2 separate regions of the Homo sapiens genome follow, and region 2 is linked to region 1. Evidence: chromatin loops called from intact Hi-C (ENCODE). Cell type or tissue: gastrocnemius medialis. All regions are shown on one strand. Each heading gives the region's core, and the rest is flanking DNA. Links, peaks and the distances in the headings are about the cores only. Region 1 overlaps SLC38A4-AS1 (SLC38A4 antisense RNA 1). Region 2 overlaps SLC38A4-AS1 (SLC38A4 antisense RNA 1).

Region 1 (15,637 bases), core at 4,911-12,910:
ACCCCTCACTTTCTCCAGGTCTTTACTCAACACCACCCTCTCAGTGGCTACCTTATCCAAAATGTCAATCCTTGCCACCCCCTAAAATTTCATATTACCTCTTCCTAAAATCTAAATACTTTAGATTTTCTCTTCAGTATTTGTCACTACCTAATCTACTTTATATTTTAATTATTTATCTTTGTTATTTTTTCTTTCTTCCACTAGAATGTAAACTCCCTAAAGCAGGAAATTTTGTTTGTTTTGTTTATTACTGGATTCCCAAAACCTAGAACGGTGCCTGGCACAGAGTAAGTACCCAGTAAATATTTGTTGAAGAAATAAATAAATCATATAGAGGACAAAGGGATTGAAGAAGAGCTATTATTAAAATATCAGTTGACAGAAATAGAAATTTTACATGGGAGAACCAGATTCACAAATTTGGGCAGACAGTATGGAGACAATTTGGAGAGAAGCTAGAATGTCCTGCCAAGGACTCATAAATAAAAGGCTCCTAGGAGAATCTGAGGGGGTCACTTTGTCTACCTCTCTCATTTCTAGGCAATTCCACACCTAAGCCATCTCAGACAAAACAAGATATTCAGCTTTCTATCTACAGAGAGTTTATTGCATGTTTCTTGTTTTGTTTTGAGACAGGGTCTTGCTCTGTTGCCCAGGTTGGAGTGCAGTGGTGGCATGACCTCAGCTCACGTCAACCTCTGCCTTCTGTGCTCAAGCCATCCTCCCAGCTCAGCCTCCCAAGTAGCTGGGACCACAGGCGTGCACCACCATGCCCGACTGCTTTTTTTTTTGTAGTTTTTGTAGAGACGAGGTCTTACCATGTCACCCAGGCTGATCGTCAACTCCTGACCTCAAGTGATCTGCCCACCTTGGCCTCCCAAAGTGCTGGGATTACAAGCATGAGCCACCATGCCCAGCTCATTGCATGTTTCTTAGAAGTTGAGGCAAACATCACAAAGCTCAAATTTCTAGCCTTGCCACTCCATTTTCAACATCAGAAAGGGAAATTTACATCTTTGTGGAGCTAAGCTGCTGAACTCCTTCTCAGTGTTTCAGGTGATTGGGCCAGGATATAACTTTCATTCACTCTATTGGAAAAGCTATAAAGGGCAAGGGTGGTTTAGTGTGAACATGCATTTTTTTTCCTGCTCTGAACTCAGGGAGAAACAGCTCCCTGAAACCTACAAGAGGCCACTGGTGCATTGGCATTCACCACTATGGTTGTGCTCACAAGCAGAGGAAATTCTAAGCAGTTGGAGCCTTAAATGACAAGTATTTACTACCTGTTCGTGTGCCCTAGGCAGGGTCCTAAACTCTACCTGCATTCATTTCTGGCATCTCTCACCTGTCTATATAGATGGGAAGGAGAGGTATAAGAAGACATGAAACACAATATATTTCAAATATTCTATATGAAAAGGAATCAGACTTCTAGCCAGCTGTCACTCCATACCGAAAGCCACTGGTGTCTAGAGCATTCACAGGTGCAGGTATCCATTGGCAATGTAAGTGCCAACTCCTACCAGCAGGAAGCATGCGATTTAGAAAAGAAAATGTGTAAAAGGAAATGACATGAAAAAGAAGTGGCAGATGGGGCAGAAACAGGGAGACATCAAGTCAATCACAAACTGCACAAAGTAGGCATTCAATATTCACTTCCTTAATTACATTATTTGTTGAAAGCTGAATTTGCCTTTAAGAAACATTTACTCCTACTTAGTTTAAGTGTGTCTTCCTAGAACCAACAATAAGCTGTTGCACCAACTAGCAAAAACAAGCTTCTGACTGCATGCTCTGATTGATGAGATGAAAAAACAACATTCCTAATTAGCATTTCAAATTCATGAGTAAAATAGTCAACAGACTGCAATAAAAACAAAATAATTTAAACACACACAAGCAAATTACCCTCTTTTCTTGACTCTCTCTTTTAAATAAGGCAGGAAGATAACTTTCTGTTTTTAAATTATTTTTATTGCATTTTCACATTACATATAATACTTGCTTTTCCAATATGAACATCACACAGTTCATATTTACTTTATAGCAGGAAAGGCATAGATAATATTTACCAATTTTTTTTAACTGAAAACAGCAATGGAGGTTAAATGGATAGTGTAACTGTCACTGAACTTCTGTTTTATTTTGAGCCTAGCAATGGGTGTGTGCTTAGGTTTCCTTATATAGTTTTGTGGATTAAGGGCCTAATCCTCTGCTGTCCTATAGCTTCCATTTTTCAAATTATGCTGTTAATAATGTGATTATATATAAAAAATTACTTACAGTGCAATTTCAATGCATTTTGAAGAAGTAACTTGTGTCTTTGGAATTTAAAGTACTGATTCAAAACAAAGGAAAGATTTAATTCTTATTTTACTTTCCCCTTTACATGTCTTTATTAACCACTTTCCCACTTATATTTTGCCTATATAGGCAAAAGATACAGATTTTGCTGATATTTTAATGCTCCTGAAAATTAGTTATTTTCTTAGAACCCATAATTTCAAACATAGTAGTGTTAAGATTTTTCTGGAAAAGGAAGGGGAAAAGCTGAATACCTATCAAATACCTTTTCTGTATCTTCTTCTTTGTGTGCTGAGTGTTTTATATGACAGCTCATTTCTTTTTTTTTAAATTTTATTTCATTATTATTATACTTTAAGTTTTAGGATATATTGCACAATGTGCACGTTAGTTACATACATATACATGTGCCATGCTGGTGTGCTGCCCCCATTAACTCGTCATTTAGCATTAGGTATATCTCCTAAAGCTATCCCTCCCCACTCCCCCCACCCCACAACAGTCCCCAGAGTGTGATGTTCCCCTTCCAGTGTCCATGTGTTCTCATTGTTCAATTCCCACCTACGAGTGAGAATATGCGGTGTTTGGTTTTTTGTTCTTGCGATAGTTTACTGAGAATGATGATTTCCAATTTCATCCATGTCCCTACAAAGGACATGAACTCATCATTTTTTATGGCTGCATAGTATTCCATTGTGTATATGTGCCACATTTTCTTAATCCAGTCTATCATTGTTGGACATTTGGGTTGGTTCCAAGTCTTTGCTATTGTGAATAGTGCCGCAATAAACATACGTGTGCATGTGTCTTTATAGCAGCATGATTTATACTCCTTTGGGTATATACCTAGTAATGGGATGGCTGGGTCAAATGGTATTTCTAGTTCTAGATCCCTGAAGAATCGCCACACTGACTTCCACAATGGTTGAACTAGTTTACAGTCCCACCAACAGTGTAAAAGTGTTCCTATTTCTCCACATCCTCTCCAGCACCTGTTGTTTCCTGACTTTTTAATGATTGCCATTCTAACTGGTGTGAGATGGTATCTCATTGTGGTTTTGATTTGCATTTCTCTGATGCACAGTGATGGTGAGCATTTTTTCATGTGTTTTTTGGCTGCATAAATGTCTTCTTTTGAGAAGTGTCTGTTCATGTCCTTTGCCCACTTTTTGATGGGGTTGTTTGTTTTTTTCTTGTAAATTTGTTTGAGTTCATTGTAGATTCTGGATGTTAGCCCTTTGTCAGATGAGTAGGTTGCAAACATTTTCTCCCATTTTGTAGGTTGCCTGTTCACTCTGATGGTAGTTTGTTTTGCTGTGCAGAAGCTCTTTAGTTGAATTAGATCCCATTTGTCAATTCTGGCTTTTGTTGCCATTGCTTTTGGTGTTTTGGACATGAAGTCCTTGCCCATGCCTATCTCCTGAATGGTAATGCCTAGGTTGTCTTCTAGGGTTTTTATGGTTTTAGGTCTAATGTTTAAGTCTTTAGTCCATCTTGAATTCATTTTTGTATAAGGTGTAAGGAAGGGATCCAGTTTCAGCTTTCTACATATGGCTAGCCAGTTTTCCCAGCACCATTTATTAAATAGGGAATCCTTTCCCCATTGCTTGTTTTTCTCAGGTTTGTCAAAGATCAGATAGTTGTAGATATGCGGCGTTATTTCTGAGGGCTCTGTTCTGTTCCATTGATCTGTATCTCTGTTTTGGTACCAGTACCATGCTGTTTTGGTTACTGTAGCCTTGTAGCATAGTTTGAAGTCAGGTAGCATGATGCCTCCAGCTTTGTTCTTTTGGTTTAAGATTGACTTGGCAATGCAGGCTCTTTTTTGGTTCCATATGAACTTTAAAGTAGTTTTTTCCAATTCTGTGAAGAAAGTCATTGGTAGCTGGATGGGGATGGCATTGAATCTATAAATTACCTTGGGCAGTATGGCCATTTTCATGATATTGATTCTTCCTACCCGTGAGCATGGAATGTTCTTCCATTTGTTTGTATCCTCTTTTATTTCATTGAGCAGTGGTTTGTAGTTCTTCTTGAAGATGTCCTTCATGTCCCTTGTAAGTTGGATTCCTAGGTATTTTATTCTCTTTGAAGCAATTGTGAATGGGAATTCACTCATGATTTGGATCTCTGTTTATCTGTTATTGGTATATAAGAATGCTTGTGATTTTTGTACATTGATTTTGTATCCTAAGACTTTGCTGCAGTTGCTTATCAGCTTAAGGAGATTTGGGGCTGAAACAATGGGGTTTTCTAGATATACAATCATGTCACCTGCAAACAGGGACAATTTGACTTCCTCTTTTCCTAATTGAATACAGTCTATTTCCTTCTCCTGCCTAATTGCCCTGGCCAGAACTTCCAACACTATGTTGAATAGGAGTGGTGAGAGAGGGCATCCCTGTCTTGTGCCAGTTTTCAAAGGGAATGCTTCCAGTTTTTGCCCATTCAGTATGATATTGGCTGTGGGTTTGTCATAAATAGCTCTTCTGATTTTGAGATACGTCCCATCAATACCTAATTCATTGAGAGTTTTTAGCATGAAGGGTTGTTGAATTTTGTCAAAGGCCTTTTCTGCATCTATTGAGATAATCATGTGGTTTTTGTCTTTGGTTCTGTTTATATGCTGGATTACATTTATTGATTTGTGTATATTGAACCAGCCTTGCATCCCAGGGATGAAGCCCACTTGATCATGGTGGATAAGCTGTTTGATGTGCTGCTGGATTCGGTTTGCCAGTATTTTATTGAGGATTTTTGCATCAATGTTCATTAAGGATATTGGTCTAAAATTCTCTCTTTTGGTTGTGTCTCTGCCAGGCTTTGGTATCAGGATGATTCTGGCCTCATAAAATGAGTTAGGGAGAACTCCCTCTTTTTCTATTGATTGGAATAGTTTCAGAAGGAATGGTACCAGTTCCTCCTTGTACCTCTGGTAGAATTCGGCCGTGAATCCATCTGGTCCTAGACTCTTTTTGGTTGGTAAGCTATTGATTATTGCCACAATTTCAGAGCCTGTTATTGGTCTATTCAGAGATTCAACTTCTTCCTGGTTTAGTCTTGGGAGGGTGTATGTGTTGAGGAATTTATCCATTTCTTCTAGATTTTCTAGTTTATTTGTGTAGAGGTGTTTGTAGTATTTTCTGATGGTAGTTTGTATTTCTGTGGGATCAGTGGTGATATCCCCTTTATCATGTTTTATAGCGTCCATTTGATTCTTCTCTCTTTTCTTCTTTATTAGTCTTGCTAGCGGTCTACCAACTTTGTTGATCCTTTCAAAAAAGCAGCTCCTGGATTCATTAATTTTTTGAAGGGTTTTTTGTGTCTCTATTTCCTTCAGTTCTGCTCTGATTTTAGTTATTTCTTGCCTTCCGCTAGCTTTTGAATGTGTTTGCTCTTGTTTTTCTAGTTGTTTTAATTGTGATGTTAGGGTGTCAATTTTGGATCTTTCCTGCTTTCTCCTGTGGGCTTTTAGTGCTATAAATTTCCCTCTACACACTGCTTTGAATGTGTCCCAGAGATTCTGGTATGTTGTGTCTCTGTTCTTGTTGATTTCAAAGAACATCTTTATTTCTGCCTTCATTTTGTTATGTACCCAGTAGTCATTCAGGAGCAGGTTGTGCAGTTTCCATGTAGTTGAGCAGTTTTGAATGAGTTTCTTAATCCTGAGTTCTAGTTTGATTGCACTGTGGTCTCAGAGACAGTTTGTTATAATTTCTGTTCTTTTACATTTGCTGAGGAGTGCTTTACTTCCAACTATGTGGTCAATTTTGGAATAGGTGTGGTGTGGTGCTGAAAAAATGTATATTCTGTTGATTTGGGGTGGAGAGTTCTGTAGATGTCTATTAGGTCCGCTTGGTGCAGAGCTGAGTTCAATTCCTGGGTATCCTTGTTAATTTTCTGTCTCACTGATCTGTCTAATGTTGACAGTGGGGTGTTAAAGTCTCCCATTATTATTGTGTGGGAGTCTAAGTCTCTTTGTAGGTCACTCAGGACTTGCTTTATGAATCTGGGTGCTCCTGTATTGGGTGCATATATATTTAGGATAGTTAGCTCTCCTTGTTGAATTGATCCCTTTACCATTATGTAATGGCCTTCTGTCTCTTTTGATCTTTGTTGGTTTAAAGTCTGTTTTATCAGAGACTAGGATTGCAACCCCTGCCTTTTTTTGTTTTCCATTTGCTTGGTAGATCTTCCACCATCCCTTTATTTTGAGCCTATGTGTGTCTCTGCACGTGAGATGGGTTTCCTGAATACAGCACATTGATGGGTCTTGACTCTTTATCCAATCTGCCAGTCTGTGTCTTTTAATTGGAGCATTTAGTCCATTTACATTTAAAGTTAATATTGTTATGTGTGAATTTGATCCTGTCATTAAGATGTTAGCTGGTTATTTTGCTCGTTAGTTGATGCAGTTTCTTCCTAGCCTCGATGGTCTTTACAATTTGGCATGATTTTGCGGTGGCTGGTACCGGTTGTTCCTTTCCATGTTTAGTGCTTCCTTCAGGAGCTCTTTTAGGGCAGGCCTGGTGGTGACAAAATCTCTCAGCATTTGCTTGTCTGTAAAGTATTTTATTTCTCCTTCACTTATGAAGCTTAGTTTGGCTGGATATGAAATTCTGGGTTGAAAATTCTTTTCTTTAAGAATGTTGAATATTGGCCCTCACTCTCTTCTGGCTTGTAGAGTTTCTGCCAAGAGATCCGCTGTTAGTCTGATGGGCTTCCCTTTGAGGGTAACCCGACCTTTCTCTCTGGCTGCCCTTAACATTTTTTCCTTCATTTCAACTTTGGTGAATCTGATAATTATGTGTCTTGGAGTTGCTCTTCTTGAGGAGTATCTTTGTGGTGTTCTCTGTATTTCCTGAATCTGAACGTTGGCCTGCCTTGCTAGATTGCGGAAGTTCTCCTGGATAATATCCTGCAAAGTGTTTTCCAACTTGGTTCCATTCTCTCCGTCACTTTCAGGTACACCAATCAGACGTAGATTTGGTCTTTTCACATAGTCCCATTTTTCTTGGAGGCTTTGTTTGTTTCTTTTTATTCTTTTTTCTCTAAACTTCCCTTCTCGCTTCATTTCATTCATTTCATCTTCCGTCACTGATACTCTTTCTTCCAGTTGATTGCATTGGCTCCTGAGGCTTCTGCATTCTTCATGTAGTTCTCGAGCCTTGGCTTTCAGCTCCATCAGCTCCTTTAAGCACTTCTCTGTATTGGTTATTCTAGTTATACATTCATCTAAATTTTTTTCAAAGTTTTCAACTTCTTTGCCTTTGGTTTGAATTTCCTCCTGAAGCTCGGAGTAGTTTGATCATCTGAAGCCTTCTTCTCTCAATTCGTCAAAGTCATTCTCCGTCCAGCTTTGTTCCATTGCTGGTGAGGAGCTGGGTTCCTTTGGAGGAGGAGAGGCACTCTGCTTTTTAGAGTTTCCAGTTTTTCTGCTCTGTTTTTTCCCCATCTTTGTGGTTTTATCTACTTTTGGTCTTTGATGATGGTGATGTACAGATGGGTTTTTGGTGTGGATGTCCTTTCTGTTTGTTAGTTTTCCTTCTAACAGACAGGACCCTCAGCTGCAAGTCTGTTGGAGTTTGGTAGAGGTCCATTCCAGACCCTGTTTGCCTGGCTACCAGCAGCAGTGGCTGCAGAACAGCGGATTTTCGTGAACCGCGAATGCTGCTGTCTGATCATTCCTCTGGAAGTTTTGTCTCAGAGGAGTACACGGCCTTGTGAGGTGTCAGTCTGCCCCTACTGGGGGGTGCCTCCCAGTTAGGGTGCTCGGGGGTCAGGGGTCAGGGACCCACTTGAGGAGGCAGTCTGCCCATTCTCAGATCTCCAGCTGCGTGCTGGGAGAACCACTGCTCTCTTCAAAGCTGTCAGGAAGGGACATTTAAGTCTGCAGAGATTACTGCTGTCTTTTTGTTTGTCTGTGCCCTGCCCCCAGAGGTGGAGCCTACAGAGGCAGGCAGGTCTCCTTGAGCTGTGGTGGGCTCCCCCCAGTTCGAGCTTCCCGCCTGCTTTGTTTACCTAAGCAAGCCCGGGCAATGGCGGGCGCCCCTCCCCCAGCCTCGCTGCCACCTTTCAGTTTGATCTCAGACTGCTGTGCTAGCAATCAGCGAGGCTCCATGGGTGTAGGACCCTCTGAGCCAGGTGCGGGATATAATCTCCTGGTGCACCGTTTAAGCCCATTGGAAAAGTGCAGTATTGGGGTGGGAGTGACCCGATTTTCCAGGTGCCGTCTGTCACCCCTTTCTTTGACTAGGAAAGGGAACTCCCTGACCCCTTGTGCTTCCCAAGTGAGGCAATGCCTCACCCTGCTTCGGCTCGTGCATGGTGCGCTGCACCCACTGTCCTGTGCCCACTGTCTGGCACTCCCTAGTGAGATGAACCCGGTACCTCAGATGGAAATGCAGAAATCACCCATCTTCTGCATCACTCACGCTGGGAGCTGTAGACCGGAGCTGTTCTTATTTGGCCATCTTGGCTCCACTCATGACAGCTCATTTCTATGTAAGTATATTATCCTTATTTTACCTCTGATGAAACTGAAACTTAGTAACTGGCCCAGGGTCACACTGCTAGAAATAGCTGAGCTGGAATTGAATGCATGTCTGTTGAATTACAAGGCCTGGGCTCTTGTCCACGTAGGGACAGAAGACAGAATTATGCAACAACGGGAGGAACCTCAGAGATGTCCTAATGCATCATGACAAACCCTCTGTCCCTCTCCTGCCTGATTACAACTCTGCCAAATACACACATTTCACAGACAAAAACACTGCTAATCAGGTCATTCAAATGCCTCACCAACTCACAGGTTACACAAATGGTGAATGTACTCATACAAAGTGACATTCAACAGTTTTAAAGATGAAAAATTATTGACTTTTAGTTTCTCCTCCACTCCCCTGCTTAAAGTCAACTTTATTGGGATTATAATTTGTATTCGGAAAACTCCATTTATTTAAGGTACACAAATTAAGAAGTTTTGAGAGATGTGTACACTCTTGAAACCACTCCAATGGTCAAAAAACAGAAGATTTCTACCATCCCCAAAAGATACCCTCTGTTCCCTTGTACTCTATTATTCCCTCTACCCACACCCCAAGGCAAAAACTGATCTGCATTGGTTGCTATTGATTAGCTTGTGTGTTCTACAATTTTATATAACTAAATTCATATTCAGATAGATTCCTTTGTGTCTGAATTCCTTCCCTTAGCATGATGATTTTGAGATTCCTTCATGATGTTTTGTGTGTTAGTAGCTCATTCCTTTGTATTGCTGGGTAGTACCCCCTTATATGGCTGCACCACGTTTTGTCTCTCCATTACCTGTTGAAAGACATTTGGGTTATTTCCAGTTCTTATAGCTACAGCAAATAAAATTACTGTGAATATATGTATACAAACTTTTATGCTGTCATATGTTTTCATTTTTCTTGGGTAAATACCTCAGAGTGGGATGGTTAGGGTGTATGTAAAGCGTATGTTCAACTTTTAAAAAATTGACATCTTCCAAAGTGGTTACACTCTTTTACATTCCCACCAGCAATGCTGCATTCCAATGCCTCGACATGCTTGCCAGCATTTAGTCAAAGTTTTCAGTCTTTTTAATTTTAACCATTCTGGTAGACATATAGTGGTTTTCATTTACATTTCTCTGATGACCAATGATGTTGAGCATCTTTTCTTGTGTTTATTAAACGTAAGAATATCTTCATTTGAAAGTGTCTATTCCACGATTTTACCATTTTCATAGAATTTCTTATTATAGAGTTGTAGTGTTCTCTGTCTATTCTGTATACAAACTTTTTTGTAAGCTATATACTCTGGTGGTTTTATAGTTATGTGTACAAATTCTTGGATACTCATCCACTCAAGAGGTAGAGCTTAATTCAGCTTCCCTTTTATATGGGCTGGATTTAAGGACTCACTTCTAACAAATAGAACATCACAGAGTTATGGGATGTTGCTCCAGAGAGTAGATGATAAAATGACCGCAGCTGCCATCTTTAGTGCACTCACTCACTTCTCTCTCTTCAGCTACTCACTCAAGGAGAAGGGAGCTGCCATGTCCTGAGGACAGACAAGAGGCCTTATGGGAGGCTCATGTGTCCAGAAACTGAGGTAATCTTCTGGATCTTCTACCAGTAGCCACATAAGAGGGCCTGAAAGCGGATCTTCCCCAAATTCAGTCTTTAGATGACTTTATCCCAGCCAACAGCTTAATTGCCATTTCCCAGATTTTGGCCCACAGAAACTGTGAGATAATAATTGTTTGTTGTTTCAAGTTTCTAAGTTTTGTGGGTAATTTTTTATAGAGCAATAGATAACTAACACGTAACATTGCAACAATTTTCTCCAATTCCATGGCTTGCCTTTTTATTTTTCTAAAGGTGTCTTTTGAAGAGCAAAAGATTTTAATTTTGACAAAGTCCATTTTATCATTGTTTCTTTAATGGTTCATTATTTGGGCATTTAAGAACTCTTTGCCTTCTTCAAGAACATAGAAATTTTCTCCTATGTTTTCCTCTAGAATTTTTATCATTTTGGTTCTTAAATTTACATTTACCATCCATTTTTGCTGGTACATAGGAAATCCTTTTGCAGGACCTTTCCTTAGTTCAGCTAAAGATGAGCTTCTTTGTCCCATGGCCATGAAAATTCAGGCTCACAGACAATTTGAATGATGAGTAGGACAGGGTTTTATTAGGTGAAAAGGAAGAAAAGGGGCAAACAGGGACTCTCGCAAGGCCAGAGTCCCTGCTAGAGTACTTGCCACACGCAGCTTGAGTCCCAGGTTCCACACAGGAAGAGGAGGGGCCGGGCTCTTCCCCACTGCAAATGGCACAAACTTCCCAAGGTTCCACCCCCATGTGCATTCCTCCCAGTGGGCAGACTTGTTGGAGATTATCCAACAAGACCCCCTCTCACCTGGCACACTCATTATCTCTTGAATGAATGACAACATTCATTTTGTATCTGAGGTAAGAATCAAGATTCATTGTTTCCTTACAAACATCCAGTTGCTCCACCATCACTTGTTGAAAACTTTCTTTTCCCCATCAAATTTCCATCTTTGTAAAAAATCAACTGATCATAAATATAAGAGTCTATTTCTGGGTTTTTCTGTTCCATGCATCTATATATCTACCCTTCCACTACTACCATACAGTCTTGATTATTTAACACTATATAAAGTCTTGAAATTGGGTAACATAAGACCACCAACTTTGTTCTTCTTTTTAAATTTATTCAGTAATTTGCATTTTCATATATATTTTATAATTAGCTTCTGAATTTCTAAAAACTAGCATGCTGACAGTTTGATTTGGAATATATTGAATCTATAGATGAATTTAGGAAGAATTGAACTCTTAAGAAAATTCAATGTTTACTGTGTATTTTTTAAAAAATTATTGATTCAAGGGCACATTACTAGTATTGGAAGATCATACTTTAAGGGAAATTCTGTTGTGCAATTATGTACCTTTTTCTGAAGTTACTTTTGCATACGCCTCAGTTTCCTAGTCTATAAAGTGGGAAAATGGGATACTTACCTCTGAGGATCACAACTGAAATATTAGAGAGGGTATAAATATGGGATAGAGTCAAGTAAAAGAATGAAAGGGCCAGGCGTGGTGGCTCACGCCTGTAATTCCAGCACGTTGGGAGGCCAAGGTGGGTGGATCACGAGGTCAGGAGATTGAGACCATCCTGGCTAACACGGTGAAACCCCGTCTCTACTAAAAATACAAAAAATTAGCCAGGCATGGTTGCAGGCACCTGTAGTCCCAGCTACTCGGGAGGCTGAGGCAGGAGAATGGCGTGAACCCAGGAGGTGGATCTTGCAGTGAGCTGAGATCTAGCCACTGAGCCACTGCACTCCGGCCTGGGTGACGACAGAGCAAGACTCCATCTCAAAAAAAAAAAAAAAAGAATTAAAGACATGTAGTCTTATTCAGCTCTAAGAACTTTGGGGGATAAATATTTTTTAGAATAATTTTGAAAAAGAATTATTTAAGAATGCATCTTAACTAGTAAATTTATTTTGTTTTCGGTTCATTTTCTGGTGACCTACAAAAACAAGCAGCCAATATTTTATCCAAACCTGATAAGGAGCTGGCTTTGTTTCATTCATTTGTTCAACATTCATTTACTATGTACCAGCATGGATAAAGCACTGGGTACAGGGTATGCGTGTGTATGTGTGTGTGTATTATTGGTGTGCATAAGTACACCCATAATTGTATGTGTCTTTCTTTGTATTTGTACCTTTTGATGAAAACTCCTATAATTGTTCTTCTCCTCCTCCCCCAATCTTTTGAGCTAAGATTGAAATTATGTATCACTGATTATTTCAGCCTGTTCTCAACATTGTTTCTTTCAGCTTATTTTGTCCCTGATATTGTTGCAAAAACGTGATTTCTCTGGCCTTTGCTCTGAGGTTTGAAGGAGGGGAAGAAAGAGACTGAAGTTAGAGGTAATGATCATATGATGATCTTTTCCTGTTTCAGATCCCAGGCCATAAGCATCCCACCTTACAGGAAAAAAAACAACAGCCAACAAATATTTACTAGGTGCCTGGATTTAGTATATTGGAGGCTGTTTATGTCAATATCATCACAACTTGAACTACACTGTTTATCTGTGATGGTGGAAGAATGCTGAAAAGATGTAGGCAGAGCTGTGAGGAGGCTCCAGCAACCATCCAGGTGAAAAGCGATGGAAGTCAGGACCAGTGGTGACAGCACAAATGGAGAGAAGTGGATGGGAAATATGGGAAATATCACAGCTGCTGATGGATTGGATACAGGATTTGAGAGAGAATGATGCCCAAGTTGCCACAACTGCAGGATGCCGTTATGTTCACTGAGATTTGGGAATAGTGAGTGTTGGTCAGGGTTAGTAGAGGGAACATGGTGAATTTGTTTTGTTCATGTTGAATTTAAGATGTTTTTGAGATGACCAAGTGGATACATGAGGACATGCTTGACCTGGTATTCAAAGGAAAGACATGGACTGGAGATACACATTTCCAAGTCATGGCCATGTGGGCAGGAATTCAATCCTGATCATAGAGTTTGCCTGAGGAAGAAGTATAGAGCAAGAAGAGGACAGGGCCCAGGAATGGGTTTTTGGGAATTCTGATATTTAATGGTCATATAGAGTAGCATGAGTCTGAAAGGGAATTAAGGAAGAACAGAGAGAAAATTTAGTTGAAAGACCAGTAGAGGCTGAAAGCCAGAAGAAAATAGTGTTTCAAAAAGGTGTAGATTACGGAAGTGGGGCTATAGTGTTCAATGCTGCTGAAAATTCAAGTAAAATGAAAACTGGATGAACACACAATTTCATAGCAGGATATAGTTTCCAGCTAAGGAGAGTCTTATTTGTGAAAGAGAGAGAGAAAGAAAGAAAAGGAGGAAGATGGAAGGAAGGAAGGAAGGAAGGAAGGAAGGAAGGAAAGGGGAGGGGAGGGGAGGAAGGATAATTTCTTAGGACAAATAAATCAAAACAACCCAGAAGTGTGATTTTTGGCACTTTCTACCTATGGATTGGAGATTTCAAATTTCAGATTCCTCTTTTCATCTACCTATGGATTGGAGATTCAAATTTCAGATTCCTCTTTTCATCTACCTATGGATTGGAGATTTCAAATTTCAGATTCCTCTTTTCATTATCTTCTTTAGCTAGTAAGAAGAAAATAACTTTCTTTACCTTTTGACAGACTGGAATACATCGACGTTCTCCCTTGAGAAAAATTCTAAATGTGGGATTATCTAGCTTTAAAAAAAAAAAAAACAACAAAACAAAAATCTTCGACTACCTTTGGCAGTCTATTCCAGAAGGAACTGTCAGGATCTGCAAGCATCTTGAGTCCTGTAAGATCGGTTCATGACGTCGCTACAGCCTGGAGTCCTCAGCAATCAGAAACCCAATAGATGCAGTTTACGAACACAATTTAGACAATCTGGAATTGGCAATGGTGTAGAAATTCCTTTATATTCACTGGTAAAGCAGCTTTCAGATACTGAGAGAAGCATATCCAAGCAAACTAAAGTTGGAGGCTATTATGAAAATATGCAATGTTTCTAAAGTTGCTTTTTGACACAAGGACTTTTTGTTTCTTAGCAAATAGAATTTTAGACCCAAAGTCAAGAAATCTGAACTTAATTTTGTTAAATAAACCAACTTTATGATGTAAACACGCCATTTAGGCCTTCCGAGCTTCAGTTTTCCCCTCTTTAAATTTAAAACATTTCTACCCAACTCTCATTGTTGTCTCTGTGATCAAAGATCATGCCCATAAATGTGCTTTAAAAACACCAAATGAGTCTGGGTGTGGTGGCTTATGCCTGTAATCCCAGCACTTTGGGAGGCTGAGGCAGGTGGATCACTTGAGGCCAGGAGTTCGAGACTATCCTGGCCAACATGAAGAAATCCCCATCTCTACTAAAAATACAAAAATTAGCCAGATGTGGTGGCGGGCATCTGTAATCCCAGCTACTCAGGAAGCTGAGGCAGGAGAATCGCTTGAATCCAGGAGGCGGAGGCTGCAGTTAGCTGAGATTGCGCCACTGCACTCCAGCCTGGGTGACAGAGCAAGACTCTATCTCGAAAACAAAACAAAACGAAACGAAACAAAACACAAATGCCACCAAATGATATAAAAATGCCATAAATATATTTTTATTAATCTTTTAAACATGTTGAGTATGGCTTAAATTTCCAAAGATGGTTAAGAACCAACAAAACAGCCCTCTGTTTTCAGCAGAGATTTTAAGACTTTTTAAAATTTACACATTATAATTTATATCCTATAATTTCCATGGTATTTTTAAAAGTTCTACCCTGATGCCCTCTCAAAAACAAACAAGTAAACCCACAGTAAATGTCTAACTTTGGCTTTGCCCTAACACTTTTTAAAAAAAAAAAATAAACCTCACCTTATTTAGGTGGTAAAAGTCACTTCACACATCAGCTTCAATTCTCACCTTCCCATGAGATCTTCCCTGACTTTAGCCATAGTGACTGTCCTGTCTGTGGTTTTTAGCCACAGGGCCCAGCACGCACTGTGCTTTTTCACTCTGTTCTCTAATTGGGCATGTGCGTGTTCTGCTTCACCAGGTTCAATGATGATCAGGAGAGATGGCGTTGAACAATTCCAGGTACCAACCATAGTTCTTTCTTAGTTCCTCACAGATCTTAATCCATGCATACACATGTGTTTGTTAAGTTTTTAAATTTAAATAGCATGGAGCAGTGGAGTAGAGAACAGACAGTACAAAAGCCTCCAGCTTGGCTTTGTCATTCACTAGCTATTGGCACTGAGTAA
Region 2 (15,637 bases), core at 5,031-13,030, 56 kb after region 1:
ATGGCTGGCTACAGACACCTGGCCCTCATTCCCCTAACAAGAAAGGACCAAAGCAGTGAAAAAACATCTAAGATTTGAATGGAGTGTTGAAAGGAGAGTGCTGGAGGGCAGTGGGGATGTAGAGAGACAGCTGTGGTAATTGGAAGCACAGAGGAAAGTGTGGATGCAAAGTCTGCAACCTCATCTCCCTCACCCCCATCTGATCAGTCTGTAGATAGGAGAGACTTCCCCTTTTGGGGAAAAGGTAAGCAGAAGATCCCCACCAGGCCCCACTGCCATCGCAGACACCTACAGTTCTTACTACAGAATCCCACCGTGCTTGCAAGCCCTGAGCCCGGTTTGGAGAGCTGCCAGAAATTCACAAAGCTGCACTGCTCCGGATTGGGAGGGTAAGATGCGCACTCCCCACCCTTCACGCACTTCCTGTGAGTCAAACTGCTATATCACCATACCACCTTGAGATCAGAGCCACCTCTCAGGCGTGCGCGCCTCTGGGATCAAGTAGCCAGTGCACTTCTCTATCACTGGGGCTCCATCTTTATTCCAGCAAGCTCAGAAGGGTGGCTGAACACCACAAACCCAGCTTTGCAGAGCATAGGCCCAGGATCAGCTGCAACTCTGGCCCTGCACAGCAACTCCTGCTATCTGCACTTCCAGCTGGAGGAACAGTTTGGCAGTCCTACCCAGGGCAAACCCACCCTAGAGCCAGCCAAACTAATGCTTGCCATTTCTCCCAATCAGGAGGGGTCCCTGAGTCACCAAGCAGACAGCATACCCATAGGCTAGTGGTAAAGCTGCATACCCACATCCAAGGCCTGAGAACCAGCCTCATGGCACCTTCCAGACATGCCCCTGGCATACCCAAAGTCCCCACACCAACAACCAGGGTCTCAGTAAAGTCTTATAGACAGCCCCTAGCAATGCTCCCCCAAGCCAGCTGAACATCTCTGTGGCCCACATCCTGAGCCTGAGAAACAGCTCCACAGATTTCCCATGGTGGGCACACCCCCCAGGCTAGCAAAGAAGCTGTGTGCATATGCCCCTGGCCTTAGAAACAGCCTATAGACCAACCCCAGCAAACACGCCCCCAGGCCAGCGAAGCAAATACATGCCTGTGCCCCTGGCCGGAGTAACATTCCCAATCCTAGTGGCCAGAACTCAAGCTGGCCACCATGTGCACACATGTTCCTTTGACTTGAGAAATAAGCTAGCCCACCATGGCAAAGCCACACCACCATCACCACAAAATCTCAGCCTAGGCCACTGAGAAAGTCACAAATGTCACTGGCGTGAATTATGGCTGAAGGAACTACACAGAGACTACACTACTACATCCACCTGAAACCAAAGCCAATGCACCCCATCGAACCAGCACCCCAAGTCCCATTCATAATCAGTCTTTCCCTATAAAATCTATTCTATAAAATTGGAACAGGCAACTGATCCACCAGATGCATAAAAATCAACGTAGGAGCACATCAAACATAAAAAAGCAAGAAAACATAATGCCTCCAAAGGAATATAATAATTTTTAAGTAACAGAACACAATCATAAGTAAATATATAAAATGCCACAAAATGAGTTCAAATTAATAATCTTATGAAACTCAGTAAGATACAAAAAAATACAAATAGACAAATCAATGAAATCAGGAAAATAATTCATGATTTGAATGACAAATTTAACAAAGAGATATATGATTTTTTTAAAAACCACAGTGGCTCACGCCTGTAATCCCAGCACTTTGGGAGGCCAAGGTGTGTGGATCACCTGAGGTCGGGAGTTCAAGACCAGCCTGACCAACATGGAGAAACCCCATCTCCACTAAAAAATACAAAATTAGCCAGGTGTGGTGGTGCATCCCTGCAATCCCAGCTACTCACGAGGCTGAGGCAAGAGAATTGCTTGAACCCGGGAGGTGGAGGTTGTGATGAGCTGAGATCGCACCATTGCACTCCAGCCTGGGCAACAAGAGTGAAACTCTGTCTCGAAAAAAAAAAAATCTTAGAGCTGAAGAATTCAACAAATGAAATATTGAAAATCAATAGCTTCAACAACAGAAGAGACCAAGCAGAAGAAACAATTTCTAAACTTGAAGATAGATCTTTTGAAATAATACAGGCAGACAAAAATAAAAATAAAAAGAATGAAGAAAGCCTATAGGATTTATGGGACACCATTAAGCAAACAAATATTCTCATTATAAGTGTTCCAGAAGGAAAAGAGAAGGGAAAATGTGTAGAAATCATGTTTAATGAAATAATAGCCAAAAAATTCCCAAGTCTTGGGAGAGAAATGGACATCCAGATCCAGGAAGTTCAAAGAACCCCAACAGATTTAACCTGAATAGATCCTTATAGTCAAATTTTCAAAGGTAAAAGACAAAAAAAAATTCTAGAAAACAAAAGAAAAGTGTCAAGTCACATATAAAGGAATCCCCATTAGACCAGCAGCATGTTTCTCAGCAGAAACCATACAAGCTGGGAGAGAATAGGCTGATATATTCAAAGTACTGAAAGGAAAAAAAAAAAAAAAAAAACTGTCAGTCAAGAATATTATACCCAGCAAAGCTATCATTTCAAAATAAAGGAGAAATAAAATATTTTACAGACAAGCAAAAACTAAAGGAATCATTACCATTAGACCAGAATTACAATAAATATTCAATGGAGTCTTATATCTGAAAGTGAAAAAAATGAAAACCAACATCATAAAAAAAAGCAAAACAATAAAATTTACTGATACAGCCAATACACAAAAGAAAAATCAAATCTTGTCACCACAGAAAGCCACTCAATCACAAAAGTAAACATGAAATTGGAAGCAAGAAACAAAAACTATACAAAACAATTAGAAAATAATCAAGAAAATGATAGGAGTAAGTTCTCACCTATCAATAGTAACCTTGGGTATAAGATTTAATTCTCCCAGTTAAAAGCTATAGATGGGCTAAATTGACTTTTTTAATGAAAAAAAGACCCAAAGATATGCTACCCACAAGAAATTCACTTCTTCTGTAAAGATACATATAGACTGAAAGTGAAGGGATGGACAAAGATATTCCATGCAACCAGAAACCAAGAGCAAGCCAGTATAGCTATACTTATATCAGATAAAACAGACTTCAAATCAAAAGTCATAAAAATAGACAAAGACATTATATAGTAATAAAATGATCAATTCAACAAGGGAAAATAATAATTGTAAATATACATGAACCCAACACAGGACCACCCAGATATATAAAGTAAATGGTACTCATTCTAAAGGGAGAGATAGACTCCAATATAATAATAGCTGGGGACCTTCTTCCACTCTCAGCTTTGGACAGGTCATGTGGATATAAAATTAACCAAGAAACATCAGATGATTTAAACTGCACCGTAGATCAAATGGGTTAAAGAGACATATGAAGAGCATTTTACCCAATAGCTACAGAATACGCATTCTCCTCATCAGCATGTTGAACATTCTTCAGGACTCGAAAACAAAAACAAAACAGGTCTCAAAAATTTTTTTTAACTTGAAATTATATCAAGTATCTCATCTGACCACAGTGGAATAAAACCAGAACACAATAACAAGAGAAACATTTGAAACTATACAAATATATGTACTTTTTTTTTTTTTTTTTGAGGCAGAGTCTCACTCTGTCGCCCAGGCTGGAGTGGAGTGGCGTGATCTTGGCTCACGGCAACCTCTGCCTTCCAGGTTCAAGCTATTCTCCTGCCTCAGCCTCACGAGTAGCTGGAACTATAGGCACACACCACCATGCCCAGCTAATTTTTTATATTAAACACATGGAAATTAAACAACTTGTTCCTGAAGGATGATTGGGTGAAAAAAGGAATTAAGAATGAAATTTTAAAATTCATTGAGACAACTGAAAAAAGAAACACAACATACAACAACCTACAGGACACAGCAAAAGTGCTAATCAGAAACATATTTAGCAATAAATGCCTACATCAAAAATTGAGAAAGACTTCCAATAAACAACCTAATGATGAATATCAAGGAGCTAGAAAAGAAAAAATAAACCCCAAAATGAGTAGAATAGGAAACATTATAAAGATCATGGCAGAAATAAGTGAAATTGAGATTAAAAAACACAAAAGATCAATGAAACAAAAAGTTGGTTTTTTGAAAAGATACACGAAATCAACAATCCATTAGCTAGATTAAGAAAAAAAGAGAGAAGACCCAAATAGATAAAATTAGAAATAAAAACATATTACAACTGATACCACAGAAATACAAAGGATCATTAGAAACTACCATAAACAACTATATGCCAATGTATTAGAAAATCCAGAACAAATGGGTAAATTCCTGGACACATGCAATATACCAAGATTGAGTCCAGGAGAAATAAAAAACCTGAAAAGACCAATAATGAGATTGAATCAGTAATAAAAAGCCTCCCAGCAAAGAAAAGTCTGGGACTAGATGGCTTCACTGCTAATTCTATCAAAACTTTAAAGAAGAATTAATACTAATTCTTCTCAAACTATTCCAAAAAAATGAAGCAAAGAGAACTCTCTCTAACTCCATCTACAAGGCCAGCATCACCCTCATCTGAAAACTAGACAAGGACACAACAAAAAAATAAAACTACAGACCTATATTCCTGATGAACATAGATACAAAAATCCTCAATGAAATACCAGAAATTTAATCTACCAATATATCAAAAGATTATACACCATGTTCAAGTGGGAGTTACTCCAGGAATTCAAGAATGGTTCAATATATGCAAATCAATAAATGTGTTACATCACATCAACATAATGAAGGACAACAACCATATGATTACTAAAATAGATGCAGAAAAAGCATTTGATGACATCCAGCATCCCTTCATAATAAGAATTCTCAATAACTTAGGATAGAAAGAAAGTACCTCAACATAATTAAGGTTATATATGACTAACTGACAGTGAACATTATACTAAATGGGGAAAAAACTGTAAGCTTTGCCTCCAAGTACTGGAACAAAACAAGAATACCTACTTTCAGCACTCTTATTCAACATGGCACTGGAAGTCCTAGCCAGAGCAACTAGTCAAGAGAGAAATAAAGGGCATCTGAATTGAAAAGGAGAAAGTCAAATCATCTCTGTTTGCAGACATAATCTTATATACTGAAAAGAAACTAAAGACTCTACAAACTTTTAGAACTGATAAATTCATTAAAGTTGCAGGATACAAAATCAACATAAAAAATCAGTAACATTTCTATACACAAAGAGCAAACTAATTAAAAAGAAATCAAGAAGGCAATCCCATTTACAATAGCTATGGAAAAAAGAAGACCTAGGAATAAATTTAACCAAGGAGGTGAAAGAACACTATAAGGAAAACTACAAAACACTGATGAAAGAAATCAAATTGGATACAAACAAATAGAAAGACATTTCATGCTCATAATAGAAGAATTAATATTTTTATAATGATAATACTACCCAAAGCAATCTACAGATTCATTGAAATCTCTATTAAAATACTAATGGCATTTTTCACAGAAATAGAAAATAAATCTTAAAATTTGTATGGAGCCAAAAAAGACTCCAAATAGCCAGAACAGCCAATAGAAAAAAGAAGAAAGCTGCAGGCATCATACTACCAGAATTCAAAATATACTATGAAGCTATAGTAACCAAAACAGCATGGTATTGGTATAAAACAGACACATAGACCAGTGGAACAGAATAGAGAACCCGGAAACTAATCCACGTATCTATAGGCAAATGGTATGGACAAAGACAACAAGAACATTCACTGGGGAAGGGACAGTCTTTTCAATAAACAATGCTAAGAAAACTAGATATCCATATACAGAAGAATGAAACTAGACCCCTACCTCTTACCTCATACAAAAATCAACTCAAAATGGATTAAAGACCTAAATGTAAGACCCCAAACTATGAATGTACTAGAAGAACACACAGTGGAAACACTCCAGAACATTGATTTAGGCAAATATTTTATGGCTGCGACCTCAAAAGTACAGGCAACAAAAGCAAAAATTAACAAATGTGATTACATCAAACTAAAAAGCTTCTGCACATAAAAGGAAACAATAACACTGTGAAAAGACAATGGACAGAATATGAGAAAATATTTGCAAACTATTTTTCTATGAGGGAATTAATACCCAGAATATACAAGGAACTCAAACATCTCAACAGCAAAAAAATCCAAACAATCTAATTTTAAAATGGGCAAATGATTTGAACAAACATATTTCAGAAGAAGACATACCAATGGCCGACAGGTGTTTGAAAAAAAATCCTCAACACCATTAATCATTAGGGAAATGCAAATCAAAACCACAATTAGGTACCCCAGTTAGCATGGCTATTATGCTATTGTCAAAAAGACAAGAAAACAAATACTGGTGAGAATGTAGAGAAAAGGGACTCTTAATCACTGTTGGTGTGAATGTAAACAGTACAGACATTATGGAAACAGTATGCAGTCTCCTCAGACAACTACAAATAGAACTACCAAATGATCCAGTAGTCCCACTACTGGGTATTTATCCAAAGGAAACAAAATCTATATATTAAAGAGAAATCTGTACCTCCATGTTTATTGGAACACTATTCACAATAGCCAAGATATGGAATCCACTTAGGTATCCAATAACAGATAAATGGATAAAGGCTACATGTTTTCACACAAGCTAAATAAATAAATAAATAATAATTTAAAAAAATTTGATCTCCTAGGAGTAAAAAGTAGAACAGAGGATACTGGAGTCTGGCAAGGGTAGGGAGAGGTGGGGACATGCATGGATTTGTTAAAAGATATAAAATTACAGCTAGATAGGGGGAATAAGTTCTAGTGCTCTATACCACTATAGGATGACTATAGATAACAATAATGTATAGGTTCAAATAGCTAGAGGGAAGATATTAAATGTTCTCAACACAATAAAATGAAATTATGAATATGCTAATTACCCTGACCTGATCACTACACATTATATATATATCAAAACATCACAATGTACCACATAAATATGTACAATTATTATATGTCAATTTAAAATTAAATTTTAAAAAAAGAAATATTGAGAGGGATGATAGTGATGGTTGCACAACAATGTGAATGTACTTAATGCCTCTGAACTGCACACTTAAAAACAGTTAAAATGACCAATTTTATGTTATGTATATTTTACCATAATAAAGAAAAACATAAAACTTCCGTAGAAGAGTCTCAACTGAGTGCATACAGAAGTCATTTACTGTGTTCTGTTTGTGTTCTTGCTGTGTTCCTGCCCCTCATTATTTCCTTGCGCCGCAGAGAAAGAAAGAGACTGAATAGAAAGCCTGTTGCATTTGTGTTTTTTCCTGTGTGCCAAATGCATGAATCAACTACCGTTTCCACTTGATGTCACACAGGCATCTGAAACTCAAAGTATTGCACAACTGAATGCATTGTCTTCTCTCCCATGCCTACTTTTCCTCTTCTATTCTTTACTTATATTGGCATCAAAATTGTAAAGTAAAACCTTTGGCTTTAGTCACAGACACTTGTATTTCAAACAACCACAGTCCAGCTTCCCAAGATACCGCAGATGTGGGTTCCAGCAGCACATGGTGTATTGCCCTGTATCTCAATCATCAAATCAAAAAACTGGGGAGCTATACTTGATTTCTCATCTACTCAGCCCTGCATCTCATTCTTCAAGAATAACTGACTCTACCTCCTCAGACCTCACAGATCTGCCCCACTTCTTCATTCTTTCCAGTATTACTTTAGCACCTAACTAGTCTTGCTATTGTTAGTTTTGCCTTACCCTAATCTATCCTTCAATGTGTTATCAGAGTGACCTTTCTAAGATACAAATATGTGTAGGTACCTTTCATGTCTGAAAAACTAAACTAAAGATGCCTGCTGCTGCCATTGTAGCAACTCCTATTCCAGGAAATAGGAACGTAGATGGAAAGAACATAAAATAGGAACTGAATGACATGCAATATCTGTTGACCAAGATTACATCACTCTGGTAACATCCGTATGTATCACTGATGAAGCATTTATTTATTTATTTTTCAACCAATTTAGAAAGTTTATTTTGCCAAGGTGAAGAACACGTCCATGACACAACCTCAGGAGATCCTGGCAACATGTGCCTAAGGTGGTGGGGGTACAGCTTGCTTTTATATATTTTAGGGAGATAAGAGACATCAGCATATGTAACATTGTCATTGGTTCTGGTAGGGGGTTGGGGTTCCAGGTCATAAGTAGGTAAAAGACAAAAGGTTGCATTCTTTTGAGTCCTTCATCAGCCTTTCACTGAATACACAATGTAATCTGGCTCAGTCAATCTGCATTTTTACATAAACAATAGGGCAGAGGAAGCAATCAGGTATGCATTTGTCTCAGATGAGCATAGGGATGACTTTCTGTCCCACACCTGTGAAGATAAGCTATTGGTTTCCATAGCCAGGGTGAAATTCAACAGAACAGAGCAATTCTCCTGTCTCAGCCTCCCAAGCAGCTGGGATTACAGGCGTCTGCCATCACGCCTGGCTAATTTCTGTATTTTTAGTAGAGACGGGGTTTCGCCATGTTGGCCAGGCTGGTCTTGAACTCCTGACCTCAGGTGATCCACCTGTCTCAGCCTCCCAAAGTGCTGGGATTAGAGGCATGAGCCACAGCACCCAGCCTGTAGCTGTATTATTGAGGAATAAAATGGGAGGCATGTTTGCCTGATGTAGTTCCAGGCTTGACTTTTCCCTTGGCTTAGTGATTTGGGGCTCCTGGGGTTTATTTTCCTTTCACAGTGATATCTATTTTTTTTTTTTTTGGTTGTTTTTTGTTTTGTTTTGTTTATGAGGTCAGTCTCGCTATATTGCCCAGGCTGGTCTTGAATTCCTGGGCTCAAGCAATCCTCCCGTCTTGGCCTCCTGAATAGCTGGGACTATAGGCATGCACCACCGTGTTCGGCTTCTTTAGTGATATCTTCTGAGCACACAAAGCACCAGCTAACATTAACATGCTCATGATTTTGGCAACCCCGCCTAGGGGTAAAGTGTGATGAAGCATTTATAAGTTAAATCACCTCTGTCATAAATTGGTCTCACAGAATAGTCCTTTCTTTTTTTACAGTCCATTTTTTCCCACTTATTTCTATTCTTAATTTCAAAAATATTTAATTTTCTAATTATATTTCTCACACATTCAAGAAAATAACTTGGAATCTAGAAATAAAATGCAACAGCATCTGTGATATCATTAAGCAGTGAGCACATCTTGTAAAAACAGAGAAAGTTACACTCCCAAGGTCTATGAGCAGGTGCAATACACCTTGGCTGCTGAAACCCACATCTGCAGAGTCATCGGAAGCTGGACTGTGAGTGCTTGAAGTACAAGTGTATGTGACTAAAACCAAAGGTTTTACTTTACAATATTCTAAAAAGTCAAAAGTGTGATGAAATACACAACCAAATAGGTAGTTTAAAAAGAAAAAATTAAATGATCATTATCTATAAGCAATGATTTTTGGTTTAAAAACCTCAGTTGAGTCAACTGAAAAACATTAGAAATAATGAGTCCAGAAACATAGCTAATCATAAGATAAATATGCCAAAGACCCATGGCTTTCTTGGAAACCCACAAAAATATATTTAGAAAGTATGAGAAAAAAATCCCTATTCTCAAAAGCAACAAAAAACAAAATATCCTAAAAACTGCCTTTTAAAATACATGGGGATGTAATGAAATACATATCATGGTTCTGCATAAGGATATTGAATTAATTAAGTTAAAAGTATAATGCAATTATTATCAAAATTTTAATAGGATTTTCCTGGTAATGAACTGTTGCTAAAATTTATCTGAAAAAATAAATTCTATATATTTTGAACAAACTCAGAAAACCTCTTACTCTCCTCAGTTTATTTTTTCAGAAAATCCTAGGCTGGCTTTTAAGTGCCTTGCCTAATATATACCTCTGGCATTATCACACTTCACTGCAGCTCTTCATTTTCATGTCTTTCTTCCCTTGGGCTGCTTGAAGTCAGGGATAGTATCATTTGTCTTTCCCACCACCCAGCACAAAGCCTGGCTCAGGGAGCATTCAATATGTTTGCGGAGTAAGTGATTTTTAAACTGGTTAAACAACCACACCAGAGAATGACGGTTAACAGATCAATGTCACTCTGAAGGGTGGGCACCAGTGCCATAAAAGGATTCTCTTTGTCCTGCCTTCTTCTCCATTTTCATCAGTGATTCAATGAATTTGTATATGATACATTTGCTATTTTGTGAATGAAAAGAATCAGGGAAGAATAAATCCTAACCAGGCAGAAATGAGAATGCTACTGAATTCTGATAGGCTGGAAAAATAAGCCTAATTTAGGAGGGTAAATTTCATTAAGTGCAAGTGTAAAATATTGTTCAAGCACATACATGCACACACACAGCCCTATGTGAATAGGAATTGGAGGACGCAGGACAGGAGTAGATTTTTTAGAACAAACTTGGAGCCTTGGAAGCCACACACAGAGATATATCCTCCAAACTCAAAAACAAGGTGGATTTTTTGTGGTCTAAGTGGTCCTAGACTCATCTTGAAAAGCAAAAAAAAATGTTATAATGTTTCCAGATTTAATAACAATCTTCAGGTTTTTATGGTTATATTTGTTTGGATTAAAATCACTTAATATTTGACTGCCATTTTAGATTTCTATGGTATCTGTTTGTGTCATCTTTTTTTAAGCAGAAATATAATTTGGTGCCAGTAAACAATTGCCTCTGTGAGCCTTGGGAAAATTAAACCTTTCCCTGAATCTTCATGTAAGCATGTAAGGACTCGACCAGATACAAAACCAGACACGAATTTGGCCTTCAGCCTTTCCCATAACTATGAGAATAGCATTGTTGTGGCCAAATGTAGATACGTAGACAAGGAGCTTGTTCTATTAGAACACTTTCGTCTTTTCTGGAAGGTTCTCAAATATCAAGATATATGATATGAGTGTTGCTCCATCAAATAAATTTTATTTGAGAATCCTCTCAGAACATCAAGCTACAGCAGTGAGAGGCACATCTGTTAAACAGAGAGTATGCGAGACTTACCAAATAAAGAAATTAGACCTGCTGTTTATGCCATATCTTAAAACATCTTTGCTTTCCTTTGTCTTTTGTCTCTATTTCTCTCTCATCCATTTATGTGCATATTTTGCCACTACCAATGTAGCAGAATACAGTGGAGGCACGTGCATAAAAACTCTAACTTAACATAAACAAATTATATTTCAGGTTTATTTTCACTTCAGATATATGTGAAATTTGCCCTTTTAAAAGGTAAGTTTGAGCATTAAGTTATTAATACTTTTTTCACTCTATCCCACGGCCATTATTCATAAGTGATAAGGGCCAGAAAAATGGGCGTATCTTCAAACATGTAGCTACCAGTCTGCATGCCTCACAAAACAAAACTGCTTCCTATAAATATTTTCACATACAAGCAAATTTCCCTGCGTACCATGAGGAATGCGACAGAGACAGGCAACCTACCATTATACTTCCAATAAATGCAAGTGCACAAGATGGTTCCTGAACTGTTGCCACGGATTTCAGTAATATCTTTTGGTTTACCAGACACATAATTGACTAGCTCAGACTTGACTAAAAAAAATAAAAAATAAATGCTAAATGTCTGGTATGTCTGTAGAAGAAAATGCCAACAATATCATGTGTTACACTGTTAACACTATGAAAGAAAAAGGAGTGCTAGAGATCAAAATTTTCCATCCTTACTTTCTCCCTTAATGAACTGTTATATTTTCAGACTTTATAAATATAGCATAAATATCATCTGGGATCTACTCTCTCCTTGATTCAAACATCCATCCCATGGGTTGTAAAAGACCAAAACCCTCTCCAAAATATCTAGACATTTGTGGGGGAAGGAAAGCTGGAGAAGGAAGAGCTGGTACTTCCTTGGCTCCAAATGCCTGCTTCTGCTTAATTTACTCATTTACCACTCTTCCTGTTGGTGCTGACCCTATTCCACCCAACATGGAAGGAAACCTTTCCCATAATTTTCAATCCAAGAACAAAAGAAAACCCTCAAAAAATGGGTTCTTATGACAGACTTTACTAAAGTTTGAGGAGTTGGAATACATTACAATTACAGAAACAGACACCACTTGATTGACAATTAAACATTCTAGTGCTGAATAATCCTGCAGACACCCCAACGCCTGTATTTTCACTCACTGCCTTTACCCTCTGTGATTTCCCAGTATTGCATCATCTCCCTGGCTATTCTGCTCCTCTCCCCTTCCATGAACATTTCTCCTTCTCTACCCCTTCTTTCATATATCTTCCCAATTCCAGTGAAATCTCTGCATATCCAACCACAAAAATTAGTACTAAGACTACCTTACCATATTCAGATCCAAAATGGTGCTCAGCAGACCAAAACATATCTTCTGTTTACAGTATCCAACTTCCTCTGAAGCCAGTTGGGGTTGGTCTTGGCCATTTCCCCCATTTAAATGATAACATATGTGTTTGTTAAAATAATTTGGAGCAGGATTTGAAAATCTGGAGAAACCAGTTGTTTATGTCTTTGCATATCACAACTTTTTAAGAATATAAATTTCAAATTAACCCAACTATTCAAGGTTATTGGAGTGAGTCATGTCTCTCCTTTCGTGCTCATGGTTGCTTAATCGTGAAAAGACCATCATATAAAGATCAAGGAGATCAGGTTCGATTGAAACTTTTTCCTGACTTCCTCACACTGTCAGCCACCCTGGCTCAGCATCTCGAAGTTTTCCCTCCAATGTAACTATCCTTACATGCTATGGAGGATAAAAGCAAGATAGGAGTGTCTTAACATGAGTGAATTGTGACAGTTAAGAAAATAACATTGTATCCCAACTTCAAATGATTTCTTAGTACATAAGTGTTACCCTAATTGCCTTCTCTTCTAAATTGTTGTTTGGCTTTTTACAGACGTATGCAGCATTAATTTTTTTACACATTTTATACTTATGCACTGTTGTTGTATTTTGTAGTCATGTAATAAATTATGCTGACATAGGTGGGGGCAGAATCTGCTGTCTTCAAACATTGCTTATCTCATGTCTTACAGATGCTAGCATCCGATTCTCACATATGAAGTGAATCTAAATGGTCTCACACAACAATTTTTGTCGTGGGGTTATTATTCTAATGATATCAGTTTGAAATAAGATTCACTTTGACAAAAAGAAAGAAAGACGTATTTTGCTAAAGAGAAAAAGAGTTCCCAGATTTACTCTTTTTTTTTCCATCTAGCCAAAGCTGTATTTCTGACTGAAAGTGTACCTTACTCACTCGCCTTGTTGTTCAACTCATGGTTTAGAGATGCCCTGGAGGTGAAAATGACTGCTGAAGGGCTTATTCCATCCAACCCTATGATTCACCGGTCCTATGAGCCATAGTTTGTAATTGTAACATAATGGAAGATATTATTTTATGAAAGGAGAAGCTATGACTTGTCCAAAGAAGAAATATACATTATAGTAAATATAAGGTGAATTAGGATACAAATTAACACTTTCCTTTTGTATGAATAGGATTTGAGTGAGTCATTTTAGATGGGAAAAAAAAGAGACTAAAAGTTTAATTGATTATTTAAAACATTTGGTTTATTCTTAATGAGTAAATCATCCTAAATTATGTGTTTTCTTTGTTCTTAAGGAAATGAGCTTTTGAATAGAAGGATTTAAATACTTTAATATTAATTAAAATGTATTTTTACTTCTTTAGTTACTTCAGAAATATATATGTTTTAAATTTCCTTTTATAGTAGATATATTTCCACTTCATTAATCAAGAAAATTTTATTGGTGTCATATAAGTACAAGCATTTAAAAGAAAAGTAAGCAATTTGCCAATATGATGAGTAGCCAAATTTGAAACTCAAACACTTTAAGAACCAACTGACTTACAGTAATTGTGTTGTATTTTTCCATCACAGACAAGAGCATTTTGGACTATCTTATTATAAATCCAGAGTCCAGGGAATTCCAATGAGATAATGTCATTGACCTTGAGTACAGATAATCAGTGGTGAATGTTGTAATATGATAATGTGAAAGTTGCAAGAAGCTCATTCTCAGACTCTATTAAAAAACCTGCTAAATAAACAATAGGATGAGGCACAGTGCGAACTAAGGGAGCAGAACTTTAAGGCATGTTACCTAAAATAGAAAGGCTTCTAAATAACTCTAAGAGATTAAGAGTGAGCCCTCACGCTTAACTGCTGTTAAATTAGTTCAGCATGTGAGCATCTATCATGTACTCTCTCCTCTGCATCATGTAAGTGACCAAAGATAAATGTCAACTTTTGTCTCAATGATTTTCATTTAGTTTTTTCCTTTGCCTTTTGTATCATTTAAGTCAATTAAATTTTCCACCATTCTGAAAGCATGCAGCTTCATCAAAAATACTCCATTTCCACAAACGGCACACTCCACTGTGAATAAGAGAAAAATGTTGACTCTTTAAAGGAGCAATGCCATAAGAGAAAAAGGTGCTATGTATTTTGCACCTACAGGCTGCCAAAAAACTCCTTGATATTTGTCAGAAATGCAGCTGTAATTAGGGAGAGCAAAAGAAAATCAACTTCAGTTTGTTAACTGACCTGAGGCATCTAATTCATGTACATGTTCATTTTGTTAAAACATGCAAGCAAAGAGCTATTGGAGGCCATATGCCATTTGTTATGAAAAGCACATTCCTTTAGTCTTTGTAATGAAAGCCATATGGCTTTCTGAAAGTTAATTATATCATAAATATGCCGTAATAGTGGGGAGTGTGGTCTAGTAGTTGCTGGAAGAAACTTCGAGACTGGTTTTGAGTCAGTTTCTCGGTTGATTCAATTCAGAATTTCGGGGAAGTCACATGCCCACTGTGCCTCAGTTTCCCAATACTGAGAATGATGATAATAACATAGCACCTAAGTAAGAGAAGAGAACTGAAATGTTTTCTTACTTAAAGGTAAATAAAAAATACAAACTATAATTTAGGTCAATAAACAAACAGTAAAAAGATTCTTTTGAAATATTAACTGGATAATTTATCAAAATTGTCGCTTCCTCCTTCCGGTCCTTCTTTCCCACCACCAAAAGAGTAATCTTTCTGAAACACAAGTCAGATTGTTTATTCCACTGTCATACCTTACTTGCAAAATAGTGCTTGAATTCTGTATAAATGGTCCCCAGGCTGCTGGTCCAACCTCATCTGCTACCAGTCTCTCCTTGCCCTGTCACAAAGACATACACACCATGCCCTACATAGGTTTCACTCATTACATCAAGGATGTCCTACATCCTCTTCTCCATTTAACTCATGTGTGTGTCAAGGCCCAGACCATCATTTTTCCCAAAGGAAGGCCTTTGACTCCTTTAGGCCATTGGTAGTTCCTTGCCCTGAGCTACAATAGCACTTGCTGTATACCTTCATAAGCACTTACAACATTGTAGAGTAATTATTTTTAAACACACCCCTCTCTTCCCCATCAGAATTGAGGCTCCTAAAGGGAAAAGTCTATGCCCTGTAAAATAGCAGGTGCTCAATAAATAGTTTATCGTCCACTTTTTAAAGTCAGAGATAACTA

Evidence for each region. Peaks named below come from ENCODE experiments on the same cell type or tissue, not always from the same donor. Only the 100,000 strongest peaks of a DNase experiment are listed, where the experiment ranks them.
Region 2: a loop joins it to region 1, with 8 times the contacts of the local background. A loop is called at or near these places in 8 of 110 quality-filtered maps.

The regions. Positions count from the first base shown.
Region 1 is chr12:46,610,650-46,626,286 of GRCh38, reverse strand. All of the region lies in intron 3 of SLC38A4-AS1 (SLC38A4 antisense RNA 1), which reads right to left. Among named protein-coding and RNA genes, the nearest start is that of SLC38A4, 210 kb to the left of the region's middle. RefSeq lists an enhancer at 7,875-8,375. In gastrocnemius medialis, for the core only: no CTCF peak of the experiment used is centred there; a DNase peak (open chromatin) is centred at 8,926; H3K4me3 peaks cover 753 bases; H3K27ac peaks cover 2,833 bases.
Region 2 is chr12:46,554,786-46,570,422 of GRCh38, reverse strand. The region is part of intron 3 of SLC38A4-AS1 (SLC38A4 antisense RNA 1); the gene reads right to left. Among named protein-coding and RNA genes, the nearest start is that of SLC38A4-AS1, 180 kb to the right of the region's middle. In gastrocnemius medialis, for the core only: no CTCF peak of the experiment used is centred there; no DNase peak of the experiment used is centred there; H3K4me3 peaks cover 553 bases; H3K27ac peaks cover 6,826 bases.